2 separate regions of the Mus musculus genome follow, and region 2 is linked to region 1. Evidence: chromatin contacts called from ENCODE Hi-C or POLR2A ChIA-PET data. All regions are on one chromosome and are shown on one strand. Each heading gives the region's core, a stretch centred on a gene start or an enhancer-like site at or near the end of the contact. The rest is flanking DNA. Distances are from core to core; before and after follow the strand shown. Region 1 holds the start of 6530409C15Rik (RIKEN cDNA 6530409C15 gene). Region 2 holds the start of Gcc1 (golgi coiled coil 1).

What was found. Hi-C counts contacts between places; a loop is a spot of excess contacts on that map. ChIA-PET counts read pairs that join two places held with the same protein, here RNA polymerase II (POLR2A).
Region 2: a loop to region 1 is called in a map of left cerebral cortex, with 3 times the contacts of the local background. The contact joins the promoter of Gcc1 here to the promoter of 6530409C15Rik in region 1. A Hi-C loop is called at or near these places in 1 of 37 maps with a recorded cell type or tissue (left cerebral cortex). POLR2A ChIA-PET finds 5 or more read pairs at or near these places in 1 of 5 experiments (Patski).

Annotation. Positions count from the first base shown.
Region 1 is chr6:28,213,358-28,218,823 of GRCm38, reverse strand. 6530409C15Rik (RIKEN cDNA 6530409C15 gene) reads right to left here and starts at 3,325. Exons shown (of 4, transcript NR_165173.1): 1 at 3,058-3,325; 2 at 1,229-1,303. It also overlaps a transcript of Zfp800 not described here.
Region 2 is chr6:28,420,235-28,425,284 of GRCm38, reverse strand. Gcc1 (golgi coiled coil 1) reads left to right here and starts at 3,561. Exons shown (of 2, transcript NM_028900.4): 1 at 3,561-5,000. The coding sequence starts at 3,969. It overlaps Arf5 (ADP-ribosylation factor 5), which reads right to left and starts at 1,681. Exons shown (of 6, transcript NM_007480.2): 1 at 1,530-1,681; 2 at 915-995; 3 at 454-563; 4 at 41-112. The coding sequence starts at 1,596.

The DNA of each region.
Region 1 (5,466 bases), core at 2,076-4,575:
ACCTTGGGGAAAGCAGACAGTGGTGCTGTTTTTCTTTAGCATGCAACTGATAAAACCTGTTTCCATAATACCTGTTTCCATGTCTGTTTAGTATCAGCAAATAAACCCATTTCAGACCTGTGGAAGTCGGAAAGACTGTCGGCATTTTCAGATACGCTTACCTCTGCTCTAGCTTTCAGTCCCACTTACATAAATATTCCAACGGAAGGGAAAAAGGCAGGGGGGAAGGCCAGATGGTACACCTGTGATATCGGGCACATAGCATGGGGTTCCGGTTTGGTGAGCAAAGGACTTTGCACAATATTGGATCTCACGATTTTGCATATCAGCAGCAGCCACTGTCTTTCCCAGAGGAGTTGCCAAAAAGCAGGACAGAATATATTTTCTCTGTACCACACAGAAAATTTCTGACTTAGCAGCGTGATAATTTGAACTTGATGGGAGAAGATATACTGTGTAGGTATTCTAATACAAGTCTTGGAGGAGTTTGGTGTCCCATTATACAGGCTAACTTAAACTGCCAAAAAACCATTGTATAGACGTGTTGCCTCAGGGACAGTGACCCAATTGACAGTAAAGATGAAGGACATTTTGCTGTGATAAAGGTCAGATCACAGATTTAATAAGTTAATCAAGTATCATCAAGAGTTACTTCTAAGCAGTTGAAACTTACTCCATTCCAGGCTCTCCCCAGCCCCTGCCCCAGGCAGCATCAGTTTTCCACTTTTGAAAAGGAGCAATGCAGGGGAAGCCACTGTATGGTCTTACACGTTTATAAACGTTCAGGAAGTCAGTTTCTAGTGTGGTCTGTACAAGCTTCTGGAAGGTGACCATATCTTTAGGCAGAACCTCAGACTCGTCTTTGGCTCTCCTCAAAGGTTAACAACTATTTATTCATCTAGTGTGGGGACAGTGGGATGCTTTTATGTATCTGAGCAGAGGAATGACAGGAAATGAGAAGGCTCCTTTGAAGACTGAAAAGCAAAGCCTTGGCCTGTGTACAGTGACAGGGAGTCAGGTGAGCCTTGGGCTCTGACTCATCCTAATAATAGGAAAGTAATTTTCTAGATGCTCCTTCTCAGAGATGGGAACCTTATGTTATTTATGTTTGCTGTTACTGTCTGAGAAAGGCCCCTAAGACACAATGTACATTCCAAAATATTAAATTGAAACCAGGCCTGGCAAGATGGCTCAGTGGATAGAGGTGCTTGGTACCAAGCCTGACAACCTGAGTTCAATCTTTGGAACCCAGTGGTGGCAGGAGAGAAGCAACTCCTAAGCCGGCATCCAGCCTTCACATGCCCTGGAATACAAACATAAGTAAATATTCCTAAGTTGTTATCCAGCCTTCACATGCCCTGGAATACAAACATAAGTAAATACTCCTTAAAAATAGTAAAAAATAATAACTAACTTGAAATCACTTAGTGATGGTTAAGACTTTTAAAAAAGATTTTATCATACATATACATATATATGTGTGTATATATACATGTATTACACTGTAGCTGTCTTCAGACACACACACTAGAAGATGGCATCAGATAGATACTTTTACAGCTGAGCCATCTCTCCAGCCCCAATGGATAGACTTTTTAAGAGCTAATGCTTTTAACAAAAGCTCCTGCCGCCTTCATTTTGCTCAAGAAGGAAGTTAACAACAAATGCTTGGTTTCTTGGGATTTGTTCTTTTCATAAATTTTATTTCCGACATGTGATATGTTTGTTTGTTTGTTTGTTTTTACTAAAGTTATACCTCTAGGTATGATGATTCTATCCAAAACTTTCAGAAGGCAGGAAACTTTCAGGGCAGTATGACTAATTATGCCATCAACTTAAGCAACAAAGCGAGCGCATTCCCACAAACACCTAACCCTAGATTTGCTTATCACTGAATAGAATCCATCTGACAACTGAGGTTGCTTTAGTTTAAAATATTTTTGAAGCTTATATTACAATGGATTTTCTATCTGATAACAAAGCCCTGGGCACTTGTCTATGTTATTATCCCATGTGCAGATTCCTGGAATAATTTAGCAAAATTATTCCATTTAGTCATTTGCTCATTTAGTTATAAAATGCATTATAACTAAAAGATCCATATTTAGCTAATAGTTCCTTTATTCTTTCTCAGTTTGAGTGCTTTCAGTAGAAACCATTACAGAAACTGAAACACTGGCGTTCACTAAAATGTCTGCTCCAAAAGCATGGGAGGTTTTTCTGTTTTTTAGTATACCGTGCTCCCAAGTCCATATTAATTATAAGTTGAAATTAACTTTGCAAAAAGACCAGAAAACTTTTATTTTCCTCAAGTAAAAATGAGTTGAATAAGATGAAGTATAATTTTATAAAAGACAGTGCTTTTGATTCACTGTTAAAAGTTTACGGGACAAAATACTCTGAAATATTGTGATTTATACAGCGCTTAGAGTAAAGACAAGCCATGTCGTCGAACCCATTCCTTAAAAGCTCTTTATGCCTACCCCTCTGCTACCCTAGAAAACATTAGCTTTATAAATTCATAAGTGGGACGAAAGTAAAAAGTCATTAACTTTTTATTCTAATAGTAAAATACATTTATTGTGTAAATTTGGAAATTACAAATAAAATGAAAATAAAGACTATCTGAAGTACCGAAAGGTAACAACACACTGTTGTGGTTTTTCTCCATCACGTTTAAATTTGTGTTCTCTGAATACTGAAGTACATACATACCCTCATACCCTGCAAATGCTGGTGAAATGGAATTTTTCCTCGACTGCTTTTTCATATTGTTGGACTGTATTTCACAACATCTTATTAGCAAGTTAGTTTGTGCTATAAGATTATGATACTTTATGTTTGGAGATGAACATTTTCCAATTTTTCTTCCTCTTCTTTCCCCATTTTCTATTATGTTGCAGTGGACACTCTTTGAAATTTTGTAGTTATGCTTTAAGGGAACATTTTTTAAAAGACTTTCTGGGTCAGGGGTTATCAGCTACCTGGGGTTTGATGCCTGCAACCCTGCCTGTTGTGGAGTGCCGCGGGGTGCCGGGCTCCTGGGCGCAGCTTTACCTGAAGGGTGCGGGGTGGGGACGCGGCGCCTCGGCCCCGGGCTGCGCGGTTCCCGCCCGTTGCTAACCGGCGTGTCTTTGTCTTTCTTCCCTGGGGTTCGCTGCGCCCGTGCGGGCCGAAGCCTGGCGAAGCCGTCGCCCCGCAGCGCCGCCATCCTGCGTCCGCCCGCGGGCGCCGTCACCACGCGCCAGGCCGCCTCCAGCTGCCGCGCCAAGCTCCGCGGCGCCGCCAGGGAGCGCCAGCACGCGGCGCGCGCCCTCGGCAGGTCAGCCGCCCCGTGACGCCGCCGCGCGCTCCCGCGGCCGCGCGCACCGCCGTACCTCGGGCGCCCAGGTCGTCTGCATCCACGGCCGCCTCGGCGTCGTCGTCGCTGGTCGGAGCGCCTCAGCTCGCCCCCCGCTGCTGCCGCAGCCTGCTCTGCCACGCGGGACGCCGGGCCACTCCTTGCTCCGTGCGATGCGTTTCTTCAGCCCGCCTGCAAAATCCCCGGCTTCTTTAAAAACCTCACCGCACATGATTCCGTTTCCCTATTTCTTGTAACTACTCTCTGTTCCCTTTCAGATTCTTTCCATTATTAGTTCTTCAAAGCCAGCATCGTTTTCTTCATTAAGCTCTCATCAAGCTCCACCTCCCACTCCCATCTGCCAGAAGATTCTAATGGTCCAAATTCATGATACAACCCAGAGTTGTATCATGCACATCTATAATTGAACTCAAGCGTCAGGCTTTCCCCTTCCTGTAACTTTATCGCCAATAGCCATTGCTCCCTGTGGAATTAGTCCTTGTTTCCAAGGACTCGTCATCCTAAACTCACCATCCTTAGAAACGGGATCCTCTCTAGAATATTGTCGCCGGTGACCACAGGACCGTGCCTTTCCATAGCTGCTCCGGGAAGGCTTGTTGGCTTAGCCCCTCTTTTTTTCCCAGGCCCTCTGTCCCAGGCTATACATGGATGTCTTACTTCTCTTGGGCTATTCCCAGTGACTGGTCACAGTTAAAGTCGTGATGGCCCAATCATGTGACATTCATGGTCCCTCAGTGAGCTATTGGGGACCCTTCAACTCCTGGCCACAGCTTCCTTAGAACTCCCGGCTTCAGTCTGTATCCCCTCTAGCCTTTCCTAGGTATGTCAGACCTGCGTTATGGCTTCTTCAAGATCTCTGCTCTCCTCTTGCTTTCTTTTGTCTTTCTCAGGTGTCCCCTCAACACAACTGCTGCACAGTGACCTTTGTCTTGGTGTCTGCTGCTAGGATCTGAACTGACACATCAGACATTCCAGTCTCTGACCACCACCTTCCTATCCTGAGTTGTTTGCTGACCTCATTTTTCTACTGTTGAGTAGGCCATGTCTTGGCTCTATTTCCTTGACTAGCCCAGATTCTACAGTCTATTATCGTAATCATGCCTCGAAATGCAAATTCTCTCAGCACTCTCAAACCTCAGTTTCTTCGAAATTATTTTTCTAGCAAAAAAATATCCAACCCTGGGTATAGGTAACTTCTGTCTTGCTCTAGCCAGACTGTAACAACGGATTTCGTTTAAGAAGAAATCATGAAACCAACCAACCTGTTCAATTTCCAAGACATTATTGCAAATCCTAAATTGGTGTTTTTTCCTATGGTCGTCTCAGTCCTTCACTTTTAGACCTACTGTTTCTTTGCATGAATCTCCCCAGAATGTGCCGTTTGTTTTGATATTTCCCTGAGAACTAAGAGTTATAGACAGAGCTCCTCAGCTCCCTACTACAGTGCGTGGAACTGATCTATTTTGTGACTGTGAAGGGAGCCCCTTCTTCTCTCAGTGCCCTGAGTCTCACTCCCTCTTGCTTTTTGAAAAACTTCAGGTTCTCTTCTTTCTCTCTTCTGTACCATCATTCTCCCCACCTCTTAATTATCAGTTGCAGTAAAGGGTGTCACCATTCAGCAACAATTTGGGGGTCATCTTTGCTACTTTTATGACTAGTTCCTTACAAAGCAACCCATCTTAATCGATCAGTTTTATTGCTCAAATATGCCTTTTTGTTTTTTGTTTTTGTTTTTGTTTTTGTTTGTTTTGAGAAAGGAGCTCTCGTACACATAGTGCTGATTCGCCTGGAACTCACTATGTAACAGGTTAGCTTTGAATTTGTAACAATGTCTTTGCTTCTGCCTCCTAAACCCTGGATTACAGGTGTGTACAATCATGCCTGACTTAAAATTGACTTTAATTTGTCTCCTTCCAAACTCAGTGCTATGACCAACATATTTTCTCATGCCTGGTCTCTCGGGTACCACTTTTGACATACTTTAGTACCTTTTTGATAACCTGGTAATAGTGACCTTTCTCATCCATTAAATCAAATCATCTATTGCTTGTAGAATAAAATTGAACCCCCTTACCATGGCTCACAAAACCATGCACCATCTGACC
Region 2 (5,050 bases), core at 2,312-4,811, 210 kb before region 1:
CCAAAAGCCCAGGGCTCGGTTCCCAGAGCTCGGTATTTACCATCTTCTGGAGTTCATCAGCAGACTCCTGGACCCGCTCCCGGTCGTTGCTGTCTACCACAAAGATGAGGCCCTGGGTGGGAAGGAAGAAAGGAAGCAGAAGGGGTCACTCCTACCTAGGTCCCACCCTCACCTGGCCTGGTCTCACTTCTCCCATCTTGAGTTGTATTAGCCTTTCTTATCTGGTAAACTTCTAGTCTGCAGAGACCACTGAGGGAGGGAGGGAGGGAGCGAGGGAAAAGCTGTGTTGTTGAGAACTACAGAAGACAGCATGGCCCTAGAACTCTGCTTCCCAGAATAAGGTGAGGGTGAATTCTTAAGCTTAGCAAAGATGAGAGCGGTGACAGCCCAGTCGTGGTCTAACTCAAGCCCTCTCCCAGGGGTTGTCTCCCCCACCTCCCAACCCAACTGCACCTGAGTGTTCTGGAAGTAGTGCCGCCACAGAGGCCGAATCTTATCCTGGCCTCCAACATCCCACACTGTGAAACAGATGTTCTTATATTCCACTGTTTCCACATTGAAGCCTGCAGGAAAAACCATTTTTTTTTTTTTTTGAGTGAAGAGGGTAAAAAACAGGTCCTCAAAGGAACTCACTAAAACCACTCCGATCTCTGCAAAGGACACAAATCCAGAAGGCAATGACCACCAAGGCCAAGGGGAATAGAATCCAGAGGACCGGAGGTCAACAGATATGCTAGGCTCATGGTCCACGCCTCAGGCACCATCAGGCGCTTAGAGATACGGTGACCCATTTCTCAAGTAGCTGTATCTGGTGTCAGGGTCAGGGACAGATAAGGGCCTAGGCAGAAGTGGGAGCAGACCCCGACAAGGCTCAAAGCGACATTCCTGCTTCCCGCTCCTTGTCCTGGACTCACCTATAGTGGGGATGGTGGTGACAATCTCCCCCAACTTCAGTTTGTACAGGATGGTAGTCTTGCCAGCCGCATCCAAGCCAACTGCAACGGAGAAGGGGGGGGGGGGGGGCAAAGAATGGAGACGGGAGCGAGGGAGCCCCCTAGAGCCCAGGGACAGGGAGAGGCCTGGCCAGCTGATGGTGATGGGGGCGGAGAGCAGGAGGGCCTCCAGGTGCGCGCTCTTCTCCACCTTCCGGGCCTTGAGGGCAGTCTGGGTGGCGAGTGCCAACTCCTGCCCCTCAAGTGCCCGAGGGGCGAGAGGGGCTAGGGAGGTAGGGGACCTGGGAGGAAGGCCGCGTTCCTTTGAAAAGTCGTTTCCAAGGGCGGAATCCTCCCTTCTTAGCAGCCGGGCTGGGGCGGAGGAAGCGTCACCCCACCCAGGCCCCAGCTCCGGGTTTCAGGCCCAGGGCCGACACTGCAGATCCTGGTTTGCACGGGAGCGCGGCCCCCAGAGGCTTTGGCGGTGGGGTGTCTCGGGGTCAGGGTACCAGGTGAGCGGGGCTAGAGGGACGCGGGGGCGGGAGGGCTGCGGCGGGGCCGGCGCCCCAAGCGGGCCGCGCGCTCGATCTGCCTCACCCATAAGGATCCGCATCTGCTTCTTCCCGAAGATCCGCGAAAAGAGCGCGGACACCGTGAGGCCCATGGCGGGGCCCGGGGCGGGGGCGCGGGCAGGGGACGCGGGGCGAGGGCTGGAACCGGCCGGCCGCGGGGGGATGGGGCGCAACAGCAGAAGGAGGAGGCGCCGCCGCCGCCGCCGCCGCCACCTCCGCGCGTCCGGGTCCGCCCGACGTCACGTGGCCCCGCCCCTCCGGGTCCGCCCCGGCCCCGCCCCCCAGGCGCGTTTGCGGAAGAACTGAAGTCTAGGGAGGCCTGGCAGCCTGCCTGGGGACCAGGGCTTGGAAGGGGACTTGTTCTGGGTCTCCGGTGACCGCAGGACTTTGCTTTACTCTTAAGTGGTAAACTTGCATTCCTGAGAAGACTTTGATAGAGTCGAAAAGTACATTTAAAAGATTCTCAAAGTAGCTCATTGTCTTTTGTTTTGAAACACTATGTCCACTATGTAGCCTTGGGTGGTCTGGAACTTGCTATGTAGACCAGCCTAGTCTCGAACTCACGGAGATGTGACGGCTGCCTTGGCATCTTGAGTAGATTTTTATTACAGAAATATTTTCTTAAAACCCGTTGTCACTCTTATTTCATCTCTTTCCCTCCCCGCACCCCTCTCACAGGCTTGGTATCTTCATAATGTCACAGGAATCTTATTTTGTTTCTAGCTCCTCCCCACCCTTTTTTTTTTTTTTTTTTCGAGACAGGGTTTCTCTGTATAGCCCTGGTTGTCCTGGAATTCACTTTGTAGACCCGGCTCGCCTCGAACTCAGAAATCCACCTGCCTCTGCCTCCCAAGTGCTGGGATTAAAGGCGTGCGCCACCACGCCTGGCTCCCTCCCCACTTTTATTTCGTGTTCATGTGTGGAGGTGTAGCTCTCAGAGGACAACCTGTGGGAATATGTTCTCTCTTTCCACCGTGTGGGCCCTGGTGATAGAACTCAGGTCAGATCATTGGGCCTGGGTGGAAAGTGCCTTTACTGCTGAGTCGTCTTACAGTCCCCACAAGAGTCTTGATGGAAAAGAAAAAGGAGACTTGATGGTGTGCTCTTGAGATGAAAATCTTTTCATGTCTTGTCACCTAAGGTAAAATCTAAATGCCTTTAAGTTGGGTCCTTTGTTCCAGCCTCATCAGTAGCCACCCTTCTCCCACACCATAAGCTTCCTGGGCAAGTTAGGCTCACTGATGCCTGACGTCCCTATACACCTTTCCACTTTCCTCCATGCTGGTTTCCCACATCTGCATTGAGCTTGGCAGTCTACTCATCTCTCAAACTTCAAATCATTTCCCCTAAGAGTCTCTGTCCTGGCAGGTGCCTCATCTCCTTTATACCACTTCTGCAATGCCCCGACACACTAGTGTGAAGGCAGGAGCTACCTGTTTGAATCTCTGTGTCCTTGCTGTTAGGAGTTTCTTGGGACAAGGCCATGCTTCTTCAGTAGTGCTATCTGGCATAGCATGTAGTATGTTGAGAGGCAGACTGAGATAGGACTCCTAAACTTCCTAGCTGAGTGACATTGGACATGTTACCCCTCTGTACATTTTACTCTATGTTCCCGTAAGTGTAACTCTTGTGACACAGCCCTGACCCCAGCATATGCTGGTATGCAAGATGGGCCTTATGGCTATATAATGCCCCTTTTACTAATCAGAACTAAGGGAGGGAGCTATTATGCTTTACGTTAACCAGGTACCGGCCTCGTTTTCCTAGTATGAGTCCTAACTGTTGCCCCAAATGTTGGACATTGCCCCAAATAGTTTGATGCGTCTTTCATCTATGTTTTTGGGGCAAATGCAGTGCGACGTCGCCCCCTGTCGCTCACTGGTGGTAGCTTGAGGGCAAAGTTAGGCATCTCCAAACCACTGCTCAGGTGCTTGCTCTAGACTTACCTACGGGTTACTCCCTCTCCAGGCCACCAGCAGACACGGTGCGGAAGCCCCACCCATCTCACGCCCACGGCGGGGCGGGGTCTGTGGCGTTTTGCTGCCGTCACTTCCAGGAGACCCGGAAGCGGTGCTGTTCCAGTTGTTGGGAAATCGTGATGGAACCCGGCTTAGTGTAAACCCTGGGCTTATCGTGGGCGGAGGGAGGCGGGTCTAGGTTGCGGTGGCCACAGGAGCGGCTAGGGCGGGACAGGCTCAGGGCCTGTACTGGAGAGCCTAGGCTGACTGCTCCTGCTAGGTCAGCGTCACTCCGCCTCCAGGTTGGAACTGGCTCCCACCTTCGGCCTGGCTCCTGCAGTGCTTTTGCCTGGCCACCGCGGCCCCTCATCCCGCCCGGACCGCTGGACGGACCGGGTGTATTGCCTGCAGCCAGACGGTTCTCTCTGCTTCACTTTTAGCTGTCCCTGTGGCTCTGCCCAGGGCTGCAAGAACGTTGACGTGGAGCGGTCCACGCCAGAACCCCCATGGAGAAGTTTGGGATGAATTTCGGGGGCGGCCCAAGTAAGAAGGATCTCTTGGAGACCATCGAGACACAGAAAAAGCAGCTTCTCCAGTACCAGGCAAGACTCAAGGATGTGGTGCGTGCCTATAAAAGCCTGCTGAAGGAGAAAGAAGCCCTGGAGGCCAGCATCAAGGTACTGTCGGTATCCCACGAGGCGGATGTAGGCCTCTCAGGTGTGCAGCCTCCAGGTCTCACGTTTCCTGATTCTGTGGATGACCGGTGCTCCACTCACAGTGAGGACAGCACCGGAACTGCCACTAGCTTGGATACCGCAGCCAGTCTTACAAGTGTCAAGGGTGAATTTGGGGTTGAAGATGACAGAGCGGCCCGTGGACCACTTCCCCCAAAGTCTGAAGAGGCCAGTGGGTCAGAGAGTGGCGTTAGTAGTAGCAGTGGGGATGGGCCATCTGCCGGTAGTGAGATGGACAAAAGAGTGCATCAGCTGAAGACTCAGTTGGCCACTTTGACTAGCTCCTTGGCGACAGTCACTCAGGAAAAGTCCCGTATGGAGGCGTCTTACCTGGCGGATAAGAAGAAGATGAAGCAGGACTTAGAGGATGCCAATAAAAAGGCAGAGGAAGAGCGGGGTCGCCTGGAGGGAGACTTGAAGGTGCTGCAAGAGCAGATAGCAGAAACCAAAGCCCGCCTCATTACACAGCAGCACGATCGTGCCCAGGAGCAGAGTGACCATGCCTTGATGCTGCGCGAGCTTCAGAAGCTCTTGCAGGAGGAGAGGACCCAGCGCCAGGACCTGGAACTTCGCTTAGAAGAGACCAGAGAAGCCTTGGCAGGGCGGGCATATGCCGCTGATCAGGTCGAAGGGTTTGAACTGCAGACCAAGCAGCTGACCCGAGAGGTAGAGGAGCTGAAAGGTGAGCTGCAAACCATTCGAGATGAGAAGAACCGACCAGACCCCCGGCTGCAGGAGCTTCAGCAAGAGGCTGCCCGTCTTAAAAGCCATTTCCAGGCCCAATTGCAGCAAGAAATGAGGAAGGTAATTATTCTCATATCCTTCAAATAGTCATTTTAGCTTACATAGGAAAT